Linked DNA regions of Homo sapiens: region 1 is linked to region 2. A link is an interaction called in ENCODE POLR2A ChIA-PET data of the cell type or tissue named here. Cell type or tissue: Panc1. All regions are shown on one strand. Links, peaks and the distances in the headings refer to the core of each region. The heading gives the core; the rest is flanking DNA.

Region 1 (10,480 bases), core at 5,614-8,113, 84 kb before region 2:
CATCTTTAGCATCTCCTGAGAACTTGTTAAAAATGCAGAGTCTTGAGCCCCACCCCGGACCTACTTACTGAATCTGCAACTGTGAGGGGGTGAGACTGAAGAAACTGTGCGTTAGCAAGTTGTTCTGCTGATTCTTTTGCACGGTAAAATTTGAGAAGCCTACACAGCCCACTCTCTCAGCGTCTTCCAGTGATTTTGCAAGCACCATCGATTCTTGTATTAAGTTCCTGTCTGCTTAATATACCTAGAATGGTCCCCACACGGAACTCTGGCTGCCTGTGTCAGGATTCTAGGGTTCAACTAGCAGGGTTTGAATTCCAGCTCACTGTTTAGTAGCCATGTGACCATGGGCAAGTGACTTTGTGTGGCAAATTGTAATTTATTCCTTCATTTTTTCCTTCCTTCCTTCTTTCCTTCCTTCCTCCCTCTTCTCTCCCTCCCTCCCTTCCTTACTTCCCTCCTTCCTGTCTTCCTGTCTTCTTGCCTTCTTCTTTTCTTCCTTCCTTCCTTCTTTCCTTCCCTCCTTTCTTTTCTCTCTCTCTTTCTTTTCTTTCTTTCCTTCTTTTTTTTGAGACAGAGTCTCACTCTGTTGCCCAGGCTGAAGTGCAATGGCACGATCTCAGCTCACTTCAACCTCTGCCTCCCAGGTTCAAGTGATTCTCCTGCCTCAGCCTCCTGAGTAGCTGGGATTACAGTTGCGTGCCACCATACCCAGCTAATTTTTTGTGCCTTTAGTAGAGACGGGGTTTCACCATGTTGGCCAGGCTGGTATTGAACTCCTGACCTCGTGATCCACCCGCCTCAGCCTCTCAAAGTGCTGGGATTACAGGTGTGAGCCACCGTGCCCAGTACATTCCCCTCCCCTCCCCTTACTTCCCCTCCCCTCCCCTTCCGTTCCCTTCCCTTTCTTTTCTCCCACAGTGTCTCACTCTGTCACTCAGGCTGTCGTGCAGTGGTGCAATTACAGCTCAGCTCACTGCAGCCTTGACCTCCTTGGCCTGCTGAGTAGCTGGGGTTACAGTTGTGCACCACCACAGCGAGTTATTATTATTATTATTATTATTATGTATTTTTTGTAGAGACAGGGTTTTGCCATGTTGCCCAAGCTGGATTCAAACTCCTGGACTCAAGTAATCTGCCCGCCTTGGCCTCCCAAAATTTTGGGATTACAGGAGTGAGCCACCGCACCTGGCCAAAAATTTGTAATTTCTAAAGATGGCCATGGCTCTATTACTCACCCTACGTGCTCTTCTAGAATCTTGCCACTCTACCATCAAGAGCTGGAGTGTGGGTTGGGCATGGTGGAACATGCCTGTAATCCCAGCATTTTGGGAGGCCAAGGCGGGTGGATCACCTGAGGCCAGGAGTTTGAGACCAGCCTGGTCAACATGGTGAAACCCCATCTCTACTAAAAATACAAAAATTAGCTGGGTGTGGTGGTGGGTGCCTGTAATCCCAGCTACTCAGGAGGCTGAGGCAAGATAATTGCTTGAGCCCAGGAGGCGGAGATTGCAGTGAACCAAGATCATGCCATTGTACTCCAGCCTGGGCGACAAGGGTGAAACTCTAACAAAACAAAACAAAACAAAATAAAAGAGCTGGAGGATGGACCAAGTGTGGTGGCTCATGCCTGTAATCCCAGCACTTTGGGAGGCTGAGGCAGGAGACTAGCCTGGGTGACAAAGTGAGACCCTATCTCTAATGTCTACTAACAATACAAAAAAATTAACCAGCTGTGGTGGCATGTGCCTGTAGTCCTAGTGACTCTGGAGGCTGAGGTGGGAGGATTGCTTGAGCCCAGGAGTTTGAGGTTTCAATGAACCATGATCACACCACTGCACTCTACCCTGGGTGACAGAGTGAGATCCTGTCTCAAAAAGAAAAGAGCTGGAGTCTGTACTTCATCCCCTTGAATCTGAACAAGGCTTAGTGACTGCCTTGTTGGTGAGTCCTGAATAAGTGACACTGTATGACTTCTGAAGTTAGGTCATAAAAATGCAATCCGTTTTTTTTTGCATTTACTTCTGTCCTGCTCTCTTGGGGTGTTTGCTCTGGGGGAACCTGGCAGCCATGTTGTGAGGAAGCCCAAGGGGACTATGGAGAGACACTAAGGTCTTTGTTCTCCTTACTCCTGCTGAGCCCCCAGCTGATAATTGGCACCACCTGGCCAGTCTGTTGTGAGCCACCTTGGAAGTAGATCCCTCTACCTCTGGCTAAGATGCTCTGGCTGATGTCATAGGGAGCCTAAATGAACTGCCTCGCCAATCCTTGCTCAGATTACAGATTTGGGAGCAAAATAAATACCTGTTTTTGTCTTAAGCCACTAAGTTTTGGGGGATTGTTACACAGCAAAAGCTAACTGATAATGCTCTTCTCTCTCTAAACCTTGGCTTGGAAGGGGATAGAAGCTTAGGCCTTCCAGGGTTGGTGTGAGGCTTGCATGAAATGAGGCATGAGTCATGCACACAGAAAAGTTTCATGTGGGTGAGCTGTGTTGTTACTCTGGCAAGATTGCCACTTGGGTGCCAGCTCAGGCTGCCATCTTCCTGGCACCCTTCCCTAGAGATTCCCCTTCCTGCCTTCCATATTTGCAAGGTGCTGCACAGAGAACAGCAGTACCTCTGCCACCAAGCACCCACTCTGTGCTCCTGAGATCTCCTCAGATCCTCACGAACAATTCTGAGGTGGGTGTGTCAGAGACGTGTGAACCAGAACAACTCCATCTTGAATAGGAGCTGGGTAAAATGAGGCTGAGACCTGAGACCTACTGGGCTGCATTCCCAGATGGTTAAGGCATTCTAACTCACAGGATGAGATCGGCATAAGATACAGGTCATAAAGACCTTGCTGATAAAATAGGTTGCAGTAGGCCGGGTGCGGTGGCTCATGCCTATAATCCCGGCACTTTGGGAGGCCGAGGCGGGTGGATCGCGAGGTCAGGAGATCAAGACTATCCTGGCTAACACGGTGAAACCCCGTCTCTACTAAAAATAGAAAAAATTAGCTGGATGTGGTGGTGGGCGCCTGTAGTCTTAGCTACTCGGGAGGCTGAGGCAGGAGAATGGCGTGAACCCGGGAGGTGGAGCCTGCAGTGAGCCGAGATCATGCCACTGCACTCCAGCCTGGGCGACAGAGTGAGACTCTGTCTCAAAAACGACAACAACAACAAAGCAAAACAAAACAAAACAAACAAACAAACAAACAAAAAACAGGTTGCAGTAAGGAAGCTGGTCAAAACCCACCAAAACCAAGATGATGATGAGTGACCTCTGGTTGTCCTCACTGCTACACTCCCACCAGCGCCATGACAGTTTACAGATGCCACGGCAATGTCAGGAAGTCACCCTACATGTTCTAAAAAGGGGAGGCATGAATAATCCACCCCTTGTCTAGCATATCATCAAGAAAAAACCATAAAAATGGGCAACCAGTGGCTCTCATCTGTGGAGTAGCCATTCTTTGTTTTTTTTTTTTTTTTTTTTTTTTTTGATACGGAGTCTCGCTCTGTCACCCAGGCTGGAGTGCAGTGGCGCCATCTCAGCTGACTGCAACCTCTGCCTCCCAGGTTCAAGTGATTCTCCTGCCTCAGCCTCCCAAGTAGCCGGAACTATAGGCGCCTGCCACCACGCCCAGGTAATTTTTGCATTTTTAGTAGAGTTGGGGTTTCACCATGTTGGTCAGGCTGGTCTCTCCTGGCCTCAGGTGATCCACCCACCTCAGACTCCCAAAGTGTTGGGATTACAGGCATGAGCCACTGCACCTGGCTCCTTTATTTATTTATTTAATTATTATTATTTTTTGAGACGGAGTGTCACTCTGTTGCCAGGCTGGTGTGCAGTGGCGTTATCTTGGCTCACTGCAACCTCTGCCTCCCAGGTTCAAGCGATTCTCCTGCCTCAGCCTCCGGAGTACCTGGGACTACAGGCGCCCACCACCACGCCCTGCGAATTTTTTTATTTTTAGTAGAGATGGGATTTCGCCATGTTGACCAGGCTGGTCTCTCCTGGCCTCAGGTGATCCACCTGCCTCAGCCTCCCAATGTTGGGATTACAGGTGTGAGCCACCGTGCCCTACCCCTTTACTTTCTTAATAAACGTGCTTTTACTTTATGGACTTGCCCTGAATTCTTTCTTGAGATCCAAGAACCCTCTCTTGGGGTCTGGATTGGGACCCCATTCCTATAACAGTTGTGGGGGGATCCTGGGGGAAAACATACGATCCCATTTTACAGGTGGGAAGACCGAGGCTGAGAGAAGGCAAATGGCTTAGTCAAAACCTCAGGGTTAGTGGGTGGCCTAGCCTGGCCCGTCTGATCCCTCCCCAGCACGCCCCCCATCCAGAGATGAGATGTCATCGGTACCCTCCTCCATCCTGTAGAGAAAAGCCCGCACTTGCTGTAAGAGAGGAAAGAGGGATTCGGCAGAAACATCCATGACAACAATTAATTTATTTATTGAGGGTGAGGCAGGGAAGCGGGGAGGGAGGGTAGGGGTGACCTCTCTTCCTCACAGGCACCAGGCCTTGTTTCTCTCCCAGATAAGCTAAGGTCGGCAGGGGCTGAGGGGAGTGAGGCAGGGAGGATGCATGGGGCCTGTGGGAATCAGAGAGAAGCTGGGGTCAGAGGTAGGAGCTGACGCTGTGGGGGGTGGGGGGTGAAAGGTGAGGCAAGGTCAAAGGTGAACTGCAGCTCGGAGGGAGGGGTCCAATATAAACCAGGACTTGCAGGTGTAGAAGTAAAATGGGACTCATAGAGGGTGAAAGAGAAGTTGGAGTCAGAGGGGATTCAGAGATCAAAGAGAAGTTGGGGTCAGAGGTAGGAGCTGGGGCTCAGGTGGGGGGTTAAAGGTGAGGCAAGGTCAGCGGTGAAGTGCAGCTCAGAGGGAGGGGTCAAACATAAACCAGAACTTATAGGTCTAGAGGTAAAATGGGATTCATGGGGGGCAGAGGTCAAAGGTGAAGCAGAAGTCAGGGGTGAAGGAAGGTCTGCAAAGTTAAAGGTGCGGTTTCCAGAGTCAGAAGGGGTGAAGCGGGGCTCCTCCTGGGAATGTCAAGGTTGGAAGAGCTCAAGGGGGTTAAAGATAAATTAGGGCTCAAAGGGGAGCCAGGGTCGGAGATGAAGTAGCCAGAGGTAAAGCGAGCTCCAAAGGTATTGTTAGGGTCAGCGGGGAGTCAGCCTTGGAGGGAAAGCGGGGCTCTAGGGTTCAGAGATGGGGGGCCTAGCGGATCAAAGGTCAGAAGCCTCGAGGGGACAGGTGGGAAGCGATGGGAGCAGCCTAGGCCACCTCCTCCTCCGCCTCCTCCTCGAACTCGCCCTCCTCGGCCGTGGCGTCCTGGTACTGCTGGTACTCAGATACCAGGTCATTCATGTTGCTCTCGGCCTCGGTGAACTCCATCTCGTCCATGCCCTCGCCCGTGTACCAGTGCAAGAAGGCCTTGCGCCGGAACATGGCCGTGAACTGCTCGGAGATGCGCTTGAACAGCTCCTGGATGGCCGTGCTGTTGCCGATGAAGGTCGCGGCCATCTTCAGGCCGCGGGGCGGGATGTCGCACACGGCCGTCTTCACGTTGTTGGGGATCCACTCCACGAAGTAGCTGCTGTTCTTGCTCTGCACGCTCAGCATCTGCTCGTCCACCTCCTTCATGGACATGCGGCCCCGGAACACGGCGGCCACGGTCAGGTAGCGGCCGTGGCGCGGGTCGCACGCCGCCATCATGTTCTTGGCATCGAACATCTGCTGGGTGAGCTCGGGCACCGTCAGGGCCCGGTACTGCTGGCTGCCCCGGCTGGTCAGGGGTGCGAAGCCGGGCATGAAGAAGTGCAGGCGAGGAAAGGGAACCATGTTGACGGCCAGCTTGCGCAGGTCGGCGTTCAGCTGGCCCGGGAAGCGCAGGCAGGTGGTGACCCCGCTCATGGTGGCCGACACCAGGTGGTTGAGGTCCCCGTAGGTGGGGGTGGTCAGCTTGAGGGTGCGGAAACAGATGTCGTAGAGTGCCTCGTTGTCGATGCAGTAGGTCTCATCCGTATTCTCCACCAGCTGGTGCACAGACAGCGTGGCGTTGTAGGGCTCCACCACCGTGTCTGACACTTTGGGCGAGGGCACCACGCTGAAGGTGTTCATGATGCGGTCTGGGAACTCCTCGCGGATCTTACTGATGAGCAGCGTGCCCATTCCGGACCCCGTGCCACCCCCCAGCGAGTGGGTCAGCTGGAAGCCCTGAAGGCAGTCGCAGCTCTCGGCCTCCTTCCGGACTACGTCCAGGACAGCGTCCACCAGCTCTGCGCCCTCCGTGTAGTGCCCCTTTGCCCAGTTGTTGCCGGCTCCGGATTGGCCTAGAGAGGGAAGGGGAGGGGACACACATGCAGTTATGGGGAGCCCCAACCCTTGACTCTGTCTCTCCACCACCTGGAGGGCCTCTAGTAGTTGAATACTAGTAACTATCAAAAATAATAACAAATAGCCGGGTGCGGTGGCTCACACCTGTAATCCCAGCACTTTGGGAGGCCGAGGTGGGCGGATCACGAGGTCAGGAGATCGAGACCATCCTGGCTAACACGGTGAAACCCCGTCTCTACTAAAATTACAAAAAAAATTAGCCGGGAGTGGTGGCGGGCGCCTGTAGTCCTAGCTACTCGGGAGGCTGAGGCAGGAGAATGGCGTGAACCCAGGAGGCGGAACTTGCAGTGAGCCGACATTGTGCCACTGCACTGCAGCCTGGGCAACAGAGCGAGACTCCGTCTCAAAATAATAATAATAATAATAATAATAAATAATAACAATTATAGCCAGGTGTGCTGGTGAGCGATCGTAGTCCCTGGCTACTCGGGAGGCTGAGGCAAGAGAATTGCTTGAACCTGGGAGGAGGAGGCTGCAGGTAGCCAAGATTGAGCCACTGCATTCCAGCCTGGGTGACGGAGTGAGACTCCATCTCAAAAACACACATACACACAAAACACTCCCCCGCCCCCTGCCTAAAAAAAAACCAAGACTGGGCACAGTGGCTCATGCCTGTAATCCTAACACTTTGGGAGGCAGAGGTGGGAGGATTGCTTGAGCCCAGCAGTTCAAGACTAGCCTGGGCAACCTAGTGAGGCCATGTCTCTACAAAAAAAAAAAAAAAAAAAAAAAAAAAAAAATATATATATATATATATATATATATATATATATATATATAAATTAGCCAGTCATGGTGGTGGCACACCTGTAGTACCAGTTACTAGGGGGGCTCAGGTGGGAGATTGCTTGAGCCCAGGAGTTGGAGGCTGCAGTGAGCTATGATCACACCATTGCAGCCTGGGAGACAGAGCAAGACCCTGTCTCTAAAACAAATAAATAATAACAATAAAAAGATTAATATTTAACATCATTATTAATAATAATATCATTTTCAGGCAGGGTCTTGGTATGTTGCCCAGGCTGGAGTACAGAGGTGCAATCATGGCTCACTGCAGCCTTGACTTCCCAGGTTCAAGTGATCCTCCTGCCCCAGCCTTTTGAGTAGCTGGGACTACAGGCTTATGCTACCAGATCTGGCTAATTTTTGTATCTTTTTTTTGTAGAGGTGGGGTTTCGACATGTTGCCCAGGCTGTTCTTGAACTCCTGAGCTGGAGCAATCCACCTGCCATGGCCTCCTAAAGTGCTGGGATTACAGGCGTGAGCCACCATGCTTGGCCTGTGTTTTCTTGTTAATCATGTTTATTGTCTGCAAGCTCACTGTGGAATGCAAGCTCCCGGAGGAAAAGAATCAGTATTAGAATATTGGCCAGGCGCAGTGGCTCATGCCTGTAATCCAGCACTTAGGGAGGCCGAGGCGGGCAGATTGCGAGGTTAGGAGATCGAGACCATCCTGGCTAACACAGTGAAACCCTGTCTCTACTGAAAATACAAAAAATTAGCCGGGCGAGGTGGCGGGCGCCTGTAGTCCCAGCTACTCGGGAGGCTGAGCCTGCAGTGAGCCGAGATCGTGCCACTGCACTCCAGCCTGGGCGACAGCAAGACTCCGTCTCAAAAAAAAAAAAAAAAAAAAAGAAGAATATTGGCCAGGCGTGGTGGCTCACGCTTGTAAACCCAGCACTTTGGGAGGCCGAGGCGGGCGGATAGCGAGGTCAGGAGATCAAGACTATCCCGGCTAACACGGTGAAACCCCGTCTCTACTAAAAATAGAAAAAATTAGCTGGATGTGGTGGTGGGTGCCTGTAGTCTCAGCTACTCGGGAGGCTGAGGCAGGAGAATGGCGTGAACCCAGGAGGTGGAGCTTGCAGTGAGCCGAGATCGCGCCACTGCACTCCAGCCTGGGCGACAGAGTGAGACTTTGTCTCAAAAAAAAAAAAAATGGAATAAAAAAAAGAATATTGGCCGGTATTACTGTGAACAGCTAACGTTTTCTTTCACCCCTCATCTGTCTCCACCTTAGTTCAGCTCCAGCATCACCCTCCTGGATAAGTTCAATTCCCTCTGTCCTGGTCCCCTGGCTCCTACCCTTATCACCCAGTCTGTCCTCTCCACAGTACCCACGAGAGGACACCTGAGAGCAAGTAAGTCAGGTCCCGTCCCTCCTCTGCCTACAGCCCTCCATGGCTCCCACCTACCTTGGGGTCAAAGCCCAAATCCTCCCTGCAGGCCACAAGGCCCTGCCGGACCTGCCCCATCCCCTCCCTCACTCTGCTTCAGCCGCAGCTGTTACTCCAGCTTTCCAGGTGTGGTCCTGCCCTGGGGCCTTTGCACTAGTGGCTTGGCTGCTTAGAATGCTTTCCCCCCAGGTATTCACCTGACTTTTTCCTCACTTCCTTCAGGTCTCAGCTCAATGCCACATCCTCAGAGAAGCCACCTCTGGTCACCCCCTCCCTCCTCCTCCCGAGCCTGGTGGTTTAGACTGCAGATTCTCGGGACTGACAAGACAAACTGTGTGACCTTGGACAAGTGACTTCCCCTTTCTGATCTGTTGGAAGATTTCAAAACATAATGATGCAGTTTTGTGGCCGTGGCCCATCATAGGTCCTTGGGAAATGGCTGGGTGAAATCAAGATGAAATGAGATTGGCCAAATGGTGTGAGTGATTTCAGGAGGACCAGAGGGCTTACAGTTGGGCCAAGAGATTCTATGGCCTCTGGGTGGCCAGGGGGTGGGAGGAGCATTAAAAGTGTGGGCTCAGACCAGGCGCGGTTGCTCATGCCTGTAATCCCAGCACTTTGGGAAGCAGAGGCAGGCAGATCACCTGAGAGGTCAGGAATAGGAGACCAGCCTGGCCAACATGGCGAAACCCCGTCACTATTAAAAATACAAAAAATTAGCTAGGTGTGGTGATGCATGCCTGTAGTCCCAGCTACTCGTGAGGCAGGAGAATCGCTTGAATCTGGGAGGTGGAGGTTGCGTCACTGCACTCCAGCCTGGGCAACGGAGACTCCGTCTCAAAAAAAAAAAAAAGCGTGGACCTAGTAGTCAGACCCTCTCCTCTGGCTCCTGACAGCCCCAGTGGCTTGCAGTGTGACTTTCTGCAAGTGACCTAACGTCTCTGTGCCTCTGTTTTCTCACCTGTAAAATGGAAGTAAGAGGCGAGTTGCGGAAAAGATTCAGAGAGGCAGGACAGGTCCTGCATTTAGCACGTCTTACATGCTGGGAGTATTGGAGGCGGGTGGAGCCAGGGTGGGGACATGCAGCCAGCTGGAGCCAGGAAAGCTTTCCCGGAAGGATTGTCCCAGGGTGTGGACACCCCACTATCTTCACATATGCTGTTGCCTCCGTCTTAAACATCTTTCCTCCCTTCCATGCCCTTTGGCCAGTCCAAATCCTACTCACATTCTAGACTGCAGATAGTAATGAAAACAACGACAAATGCTTATTTACCTCTTTCTCTGTGTCAGGCATTGTTCTAAACTCTACACATATTCATGACTTTAAGCTTCACAATTTTTTTTTTTTTTTGGAGACGAAGTTTCACTCTTGTTGCCCACGCTGGGGTGCAGTGTCATGATCTTGGCTCACCACAACCTCTGCCGTTCAAGCAATTCTCTTGCCTCAGCCTCCCGAGTAGCTGGGATTACAGGCATGTGCCACCATGCCTGGCTAATTTTTTATTTTTAGTAGAGATGGGGTTTCTCCATGTTAGTCAGGCTGGTCTCAAACTCCCGACCTCAGGTGATCCACCCGCCTCGGCCTCCCAAAGTGCTGGGATTACAGGTGTGAGCCACCGTGCCCACCCTGAGCCTCACAATTCTAATAGCATTTTAGAATCCCTGTTTTATTTGATCTTTTTTAGAGATGGGGTCTCACACCATCGCTCAGGCTGGAGTGCAGTGGCACCATCATAGCTCATGGCAGCCTCAACCTCCCAGGCTCAAGTGATTCTCCTACCTTAGCCTCACGAGTAGCTGTGACTACAGGTGCACACCACCTCACTCAGCTAATTAAAATTTTTTTCTTTTTGTAGAGACAGGGTCTCACCATGGTGCCCAGGCTGGTCTCGAACTCCTGACCTCAAG
Region 2 (8,493 bases), core at 5,039-7,538:
TCTCCCATCTTCCCAGTCTGCTGGCTCTCTGATTAAACCTGCTTTTCCTTCCTCCAATCCTTGTCTCTTGAGTCTGGCTTTCAAATGATGAGCAGCCAAACCTGGGTTCGTTTACACAAGTCCTGAACCACATGACTGTTTCCCTAACACACATAGCATCTTCCCGCTTTCCTCAGATTTCTATTCTTCCAGTTCCAAACCCAGGCCACGCTTGGTTTATCGATGGCAGTGCTTCTAAACCCAATCAATTTTCACCAGCTAAAGCTGGATATGATGTCGTGTCCCACATCTTTATTATCGAAGCTGCTGCACTTCCTCCCTCCACCACTTCCCAACAAGCCAAACTAATTGCTTTAACTCGTGCGCTCTCTCTTGCTAACAGAATGCACATTAACATTTACACGGACTCCAATATGCTTTCCACATCCTCCATAACCATGCTGCCCTCTGGGCTGAAAGAGGCTTCTTTACCACACAAGGCTCTTCCATGATCAATGCCTCCCTAATAAAGGCCCTCCTTAAGGCTGCTCTCCCGCCGGCCATGGCTGGAGTCATTCATTGTAAAGGACACCAGAAACCTACTGATCTTATTGCAAAAGGAAATGCCTATGTCGACAGGACAGCAAAAGAAATAGCCAATGCCTCCACATCTGCCAATATTCCAGCCCCCGCTCCAGAGGGCCAGTATTTTTCTTTCTCCTCTATCACTCCCACCTACTCTTCTTCTGGAAACCTGCTCTACCAGTCTTTTCCAACTCAGGGCAAGTGGTTCTTAAATCATGGAAAATTCATTCTTCCTGCCTCACAAGCTCAGTTCATTCTTTCTTTCCTTCATGACCACCTCCATGTGGGATACAAGTCTCTGGCTCGCCTCCTACAGCCCCTCATCTCCTTCCCTCTGTGGAAATCCATCCTTAAGACCATCACCTCTCAATGCTCTGTCTGCCATGCCACCAGCCCCCAAGGCTTTCTCAGGCCTCCTCCTTTTCCTATGCATCAGGCTCGTGGATTTACTCCGACACAAGATTGGCAAATTGACTTTTCTCATATGCCCCATGTCCGTAAATTTAAATATCTCCTGGTTTGGGTCGATACCTTCACCGGATGAGTTGAGGCTTTTCCCACTAGCTCCGAAAAGGGTACTGCCATCATCTCTTCCCTTCTAACAGATATAATTCCCCGATTTGGCCTCCCTGCTTCTATTCAATCTGACAATGGTCCCGCCTTTATTAGTCAAATCACCCAAGCAGTTTCTCAGGCTCTTGGTATTCAGTGGAAACTTCATACCCCTTACCGTCCTCAATCTTCAGGAAAGGTAGAACAGACGAATGGTCTTTTAAAAACACACCTCACCAAGCTCAGCCTCCAACTTAAGTACTTCTACCACTTGCCCTCCTCAGAATTAGGGCCTGTCCTCGAGAGGCCACAGGGTACAGTCCATTTGAACTTTTATATGGACGCACTTTCTTGCTGGGCCCCAACCTCATCCTAGACACCAGCCCTCTAGGCGGCTATCTTCCAGTCCTCCAGCAGGCTAGACAGGAAATTCACCGGGCTGCTAATCTTCTCTTGCCTACTCCAGATTCCTAGCCATATGAAGATACCTCTTTTAGTACATCCTCTCATCTTTTCACTTTACATTTCCAGTTTTGCCTTACACAAGGTCTCTTTTTCCTTCGTGGCTTCTCCACCTACATGTGTTTAGCTGTTAATTGGACAGGCACATGTACACTAGTTTTCCTTACTCCCAAAAATCAATTTGCATATGGGACCGAACAGCTTCCTGTTCCCCTCATGACACCAACATTTCACTGCTGTTTTGTTTTTCTTACTATTAATATAAGAAGACAGGAATAGGCCTGAACTTGCTCACTGCTGAAAAAGGAAGACTCTGCATATTTTTAAATGAAGACTGTTGTTTTTACCTAAATCTATCTGGCCTGGTATATGACAACATAAAAACACTCAAGGACAGAGCCCAGAAACTCGCCAGTCAAGCAAATAATTATGCTGAACCACTTTGGGCACTCTCTAGTTGGATATCCTGGGTCCTCCCTTAGTCCTTAAATACCTGTTTTTCTCCTTCCCTTATTCAGACCTTGTATCTTCCGTTTAGTTTCTCAATTCCTACAAAACCACACCCAGGCCATCAGCAATCATTCTATATGACAAATGCTCCTTCCAACAACCCCACAATATCATCCCTTACCCCAAAATCTTTCTTCAGTTTAATCTCTCCCACTCTAGGTTCCCACGCCACCCCTAATCCCACTCGAAGCAGCCCTGAGAAACATTGCCCATTATCTCTCCATACCACCCCCCCAAAAACTTTTTGCCACCCCAACACTTCACCACTATTTTGTTTTGTTTTTCCTATTAATATAAGAAGACAGTAATGTCAGGCCTCTGAGCTGAAGCTAAGCCATCATAACCCCTGTGACCTGCACGTATACATTCAGATGGCCTGGAGCAACTCAAGAACCACAAAAGAGGACATTTCACTATTGTGATTTGTTCCTGCCCCACCCCAACTAATCAATCAATCAACCTTGTGACATTCCTTCTCCTGGACAATGAGTCTCATGATCTCCCCACCGCACCTTGTGACCCCGCCCCTGCCCCCAAGAGATAACCACCTTTAACTGTAATTTTCCACTACCTACCCAAATCCTATAAAACTGCCCCACCCCATCTCCCTTTGCTGACACTCTTTTTGGACTCAGTCCACTTGCACCCAAGGGAAATAAGCAGCCTCGTTGCTCACACAAAGCCTGTTGGTGGACTCTCTTCACATGGGTGTGTGTGACAGGATAGTCCTATTCTACCCTCCTTGCAATAGTCTTTTTGAATAAAGTCTTCCCTTGCTAAATTCAGATTTGTTTTTTATTTGACAGAGTAATGGTCGGTGCACATAAAAGACTAAGCATGCACAAAAGTGTGCACACAAAGATAAAGGCTGGGTGTGTGCACTTGAGGAGGCTGTGCTCAGTGTATGTGTGTGTGTGTGTGTTTATGGGTACTGGTGGTAGGTGGTTTTTGAGTTGCATATGCATCTGAGAGTCCAGATAGTCTCTGAATGTAAAGAAAGCTTGGTCTTGTCTGGGCTTGTCTGGGCTTGCCCCCTGAGCGGATGAGACACACCCCGTCTCAGCCTATTTGAATAACGGCAAAGTGTTAAGCCAATTCTCAGGGAGGAAACAATCTTGCAAATACAATATCATCTTGGGGCTGGAGGAGAGAAGAATCTGCCACAGGTCTGCCAGTGGAAGTGTTTGCCTTCTCTGGGTCTTGTGTGGTCCCATCAGAGAACCAGGGTATATAAGACAGACACCAGAGAACAGCTTCACTAAGACCAGAAGACCCCAGCACCCTCTTCCAGAATGCCCTGGGTCTTGCATGGCCCCCATGGGGAAACCAGGGTATATATGAGAAAGACGTCAGAGAACAGTTTCACTAAGACTGGAAGAGCTTACTTCCCTCTTCCAGAATGCAGTATTTGGAGCAGGAGAATCTGCTCTTTAATAGCTTTCAGCTACACAGGTTTCAGTTCCTCAAAGGCTGCACTTCTGACGTTGAGAAGTCAGAACATAGTAATATCTGCATGAACATTGCAGCATTACTATTTTTTTTTAAATTTTACTTTAAGTTCTGGGATACATGTGTAGAATGTGCAGACTTGTTCCATAAGTATACATGTGCCATGGTGGTTTGCTGCACCTATCAACCCATCATCTAGGTTTTAAGCCCCACATGCATTAGGTATTTGTCCTAATGCTCTCCCTCCCCTTGCCCCCCAACCCCTGACAGGCCCCGGTGTGTGATGTTCCTTTCCCTGTGTCCATGTATTCTCATTGTTCAACCCCCACTTATGAGTGAGAACACGCGGTGTTTGGTTTTCTGTTCCTGTGTTAGTTTGCTGAGAATGATGGCTTGGCTTCCAGCTTCATCCATGTCCCTACAAAGGACATGAACTCATTCTCTTTTATGGCTGCATAGTATTCCATGGTGTATATGTGCCACATTTTCTTTGTCCAGTCTGTCACTGATGGGCATTTGGGTTGGTTCCAAGTCTTTGCTATTGTGAATAGTGCCATTGCAGAATTATTTATAATAGCCAAGACATGAAAACAACATAAGTGTCCATTAATGAAAGAATAGATAAAGAAAGTATGGTCTACAGACACATTGGAATACTATTTCATCTTACAAGAGAAGAAAATCCTGACATTTGGGACAATATGGATGAACCTGGAGGACATTAGGCTAAGTGAAATAAGCCAGACACAGAAAGGCAAATACTGCGTGATCTTACTTATACGTGTAAGAGTTAAAGAAAGAGAAAAGAAACACGAAAAGGGGCTCAACAGTCAAAGACGGGTTTATTTTGGAGAATAAACCTGAGAGGGGCTTCTGGCCAATTTTGGTCAAGAGTGCTCTCTCTTACAGATTAAAAGTATATATTGGTTTTAGGGTGAGGGGGCTTATCACAAGCTTGGAATGTTTCTGTGTGGAGGAGAGGTTTATGGCGGGGGGTTGGAATGTCTCTGGTCACAGGGGAGGTTATCTTGGGGCTGACATCTTCCCAGCCAGAAAGGAGGTTATCTTGGGGCTGGAATGTCTGTGGTTGAGGATGTTATTTGTGGTTTATGGTCATAGTGACCTTAGCCATTAGGCTGATGCCATTTGGATTTAGGCAGTTTTTTGATCAAGATGAAACTTTTTTTTTTTTTTTTTTTTGGGATGGACTCTCTCTTTGTTGCCCAGGCTGGATGCAGTGGTGTGATCTCAGCTCACTGCAACCTCTGCCTCCCGGGTTCATGCCATTCTCCTGCCTCAGCCTCCTGAGTAGCTGGGACTACAGGCACCCGCCACCACGCCTGGCTAATTTTTTTGTATTTTTAGTAGAGACGGGGTTTCACCATGTTAGCCAGGCTGGTCTCAATCTCCTGACCTCATGATCCGCCCACCTTGGCCTCCCAAAGTGCTGGGATTATAGGTGTGAGCCACCCCGCCCAGCTCTGATCAAGATGAAACTTAAAATGGCAGCACTTGTCCAAGATGGTGATACTCCTGTTCTGTCAATATGGGGAATCTTTAAAAAAAAAAACAAAGCCAAACTCTTAGACAGAGAGTAGAACTGTGGTTACCAGGGAATAGGGGTAGGAGGAAATGAGCAGATATTGGGGCACAAATATGTGGGCTCTCTGGAGGCTTGCGAGCTATTAAGGAGTGGGTTTACCCCAAATTGGAAAATGTGGGCTCTGCGTTCAAATAGCCTCACTTGGGTCTTAGGGCTGGTAAGGTTTGCTGGAAATTTGCATGTGCATTGTACATACACACACCAGCATGATATTTAAATCAGTATTATGAGAATTTTAAAGAGATACAGTTTTCCTATCTCAGCACAACAGACTCATGAAGCATTTACCATCACCCTTAAAAAAGACCACACACAAAGTGTGGTCGGTTAATTGGTGAATTACGTAGATTCATCAAAACACCAGTTCCTCCTTTGTGCAGGCTAAATTTATGACAGTGGACATCTCTGGTCTCTATCCTGTTAATCTGGATGTCCGAGTTTAATGCTAAATTTCAAAAGATGAGGCTGGGCACAGCAGCTCATGCCTGTAATCCTAGCTCTTTGGGAGGCCAAGGTGGGTGGGTCACCTGAGGTCAGGAGTTCAAGACCAGCCTGGCCAACATGGTGAAACCCAGTCTTTACTAAAAATACAAAAAAAAAAAAAAAAAAAAAAATAGCCAGACTTGTTGTGATCTTGGCTCACTGCGACCTCTGCTTCCTGGGTTCAAGCGATTCTCCTGCCTCAGCCTCCCAGGTAGCAGGGACTACAGGCGCCTGCCATCATGCCTGGCTATTTTTTTTTTTTTTGTATTTTAGTAGAGATAGGGTTTTGCCATATAAGCCAGGCTGGTCTTGCCCTTATTACCCTTCTGACCAAGCCGAGGCGGGTGATCCTTCCCCTCTCTCAGCTGGGACAGGTGAATCACCCGTCTTGGCCTCCCAAAGTGCTGGGAACAAGCATGAGTCACCGCTCGTGGTCCTGTTAATGGACATTGAATTTCCTTTTGAGGAGGTGGACAAGATGGTGATTAACTGTTAACGGACTTTGAATTTTCTTTTTTCTTTCTTTTCTCTCTCTCTCTCTTTTTTTTTTTTTTGGAGATGGAGTCTCGCTTTGTTGCCTAGGCTGGAGTGCAGTGGTGTGATGATCTTGGGTCACTGCAACCTCTGCCTCCCAGGTTCAAGCAATTCTCCTGCCTCAGACTCCTGAGCAGCTGGGACCACAGGTGCCCACCACCACGCCTGGCTAATTTTTTTCTATTTTTATAGACATGGGGCTTCACCACGTTGGCCAGGCTGGTCTCAAACTCCTGACCTCAGCTGATTCACCTGCTTTGGCCTCCCAAAGTGCTGGGATTACAGGTGTGAGCCACTGCGCCTGGCCTTGTATTTTCTTTTCTATAAAACCCTGTGTATACACTCTTTTTTCAAAAATTGAGGTGAAAATCATGTAACATCAAATAATCCTTCCTTCCTTCTTCCCTCCTTCCCTCCTTCTCTCTCTCTCTTTGTCTCTTTCTTTCTTTTTTTTCTTTATATTCCTTTGTCACCCTAGGTGGAGTGCCACATGAACATAGCTCACTGCAGACTCCTGGATTCTAGCCTCCTGCCTCAGCCTTCCTGTTAATGGACATTGAATTTCTTTTTCTTTCTCTCTTTTTTTTTTTTTTGGAAATGGAGTCTCACTCTGTTGCCCAAGCTGGAGTGCAGTGGCACGATCTTGGCTCACTGCAACCTCTGCCTCCCAGGTTCAAGCGATTCTCCTGCCTCAGCCTCCCGAGTAGGTGGGATTACAGGCAGGCGTGGTGGTGGATGCCTGTAATCCCAGCTACTCGAGAGGCTGAGGCAGGAGAATCACTTGAACTCGGGAGGTGGAGGTTGCAGTGAGCTGAGACCGTGCCACTGCATTCCAGCCTGGGTGACAAGAGCGAAACTCCATCTCAAAAAACAAACAAAGAAACAAAAAATCAAAACAAACAAAGAAAAAAGAAAATAGAACTGATTCAAATGACGGTTAAGCACCTGAAGAAAAGTTCTGGACTGGTAGAAACACAAGGAAACCCTCAAAGACTGTATATCTAAAAAATTCTATTTTATATTCCTGTGAACAGTTTTAATCCTATGTGGTAGATTAATGTAAGTTAGTTTATACAATACATATTTTTCCTTTTTGACTGGCTTATTTCATTGAGTATAATGTCCTCAAACTAGTCATGCCTTCCTAACTATCCCCCAAAGTCTTAACTCATTTCAGCATTAACTCAAAAGTCCACAGTCCAAAATCTCATCTGAGACAAGGCACGTCCCTTCTGTGAGCCTGTAAAATCAAAAGCAAGTTAGTTACTTCCTATATACAATGGGGTACAGGCGTTGGATATACCCATTCCAAATGGGAGAAACTGGACAAACGAAGGGGCTGAAGGTCCCCTGCAATTCCAAAATCCAGTGGGGCAGTTAAATCTTTTTTTTTTTTTTGAGACAGAGTGTCGCTCTGTCACCCAGTCTGGAGTACAGTGGCTCGATCTCGGCTCACTGCAACCTCTGCCTCCCGGGTTAAAGCGATTCTCCTGCATCAGCCTCCAAGTCGCGGGGACTACAGGCGCACGCTGCCACGCCTGGCTAATTTTTTTTTTTTTGTATTTTAGTAGAAACGGGGTTTCACCATATTGCCCAGGCTGGTCTCGAACTCTTCAGCTCAGGCAATCTGCTCGCCTCGGCCTCCCAAAGTGTTAGGATTATAGGCATGAGCCACTGTGCCTGGCCAGGCAGTCAAATCTTTTTTTTTTTTTTTTTTTAATTATACTTTAAGTTCTAGGGTACATGTGCACAACGTGCAGATTTGTTACATATGTATATATGTGCCGTGTTGGTTTACTGCACCCATTAATTTGTCATTTACATTAGGTATTTCTCCTAATGCTATCCCTCCCCCCCTCCCCCGACTCCACACTCCACGACAGGCCCCGGTGTGTGATGTTCTCCTCCCTGTGTCCAAGTATTCTCATTGTTCAATTTCCACCTATGAGTGAGAACATGCGGTGTTTGGTTTTCTGTCCTTGCAATAGTTTGCTCAGAATGATGGTTTCCAGCTTCATCCATGTCCCTATGAAGGACATGAACTCATCCGTTTTTATGGCTGCATAGTATTCCATGGTGTATATGTGCCACATTTTCTTAATCCAGTCTATCATTGATGGACATTTGGGTTGGTTCCAAGTCTTTGCTATTGTGAATAGTCAGGCAGTCCAATCTTAAAGCTGCCAGATAATCTCCTTTGACTCTGTGTCTCACATCCAGGTCACGCTGATGTAAGTGGTGGGTTCCCATGGTCTTGGGCAGCCCCTTCCCTGTGGCTTTGCAGGATACAGCCTCCCTCCCGGCTGCTTTCACAGGCTGGCGTCGAGTGTCTGTGG

Evidence for each region. Peaks named below come from ENCODE experiments on the same cell type or tissue, not always from the same donor. Only the 100,000 strongest peaks of a DNase experiment are listed, where the experiment ranks them.
Region 1: POLR2A ChIA-PET joins it to region 2 with 6 read pairs; 3 of 35 experiments call an interaction of 5 or more read pairs at or near these places.

What each region holds. Positions count from the first base shown.
Region 1 is chr19:6,489,891-6,500,370 of GRCh38, forward strand. TUBB4A (tubulin beta 4A class IVa) reads right to left here. Exons shown (of 4, transcript NM_006087.4): 4 at 4,429-6,331. The coding sequence ends at 5,274. Among named protein-coding and RNA genes, the nearest start is that of TUBB4A, 7.2 kb to the right of the region's middle. RefSeq lists an enhancer at 1-62. In Panc1, for the core only: no CTCF peak of the experiment used is centred there; no DNase peak of the experiment used is centred there.
Region 2 is chr19:6,574,493-6,582,985 of GRCh38, forward strand. It overlaps a transcript of CD70 not described here. Among named protein-coding and RNA genes, the nearest start is that of CD70, 12 kb to the right of the region's middle. RefSeq lists enhancers at 2,640-3,324, 2,945-3,444, 4,694-5,376, 5,338-5,397. In Panc1, for the core only: no CTCF peak of the experiment used is centred there; a DNase peak (open chromatin) is centred at 6,039.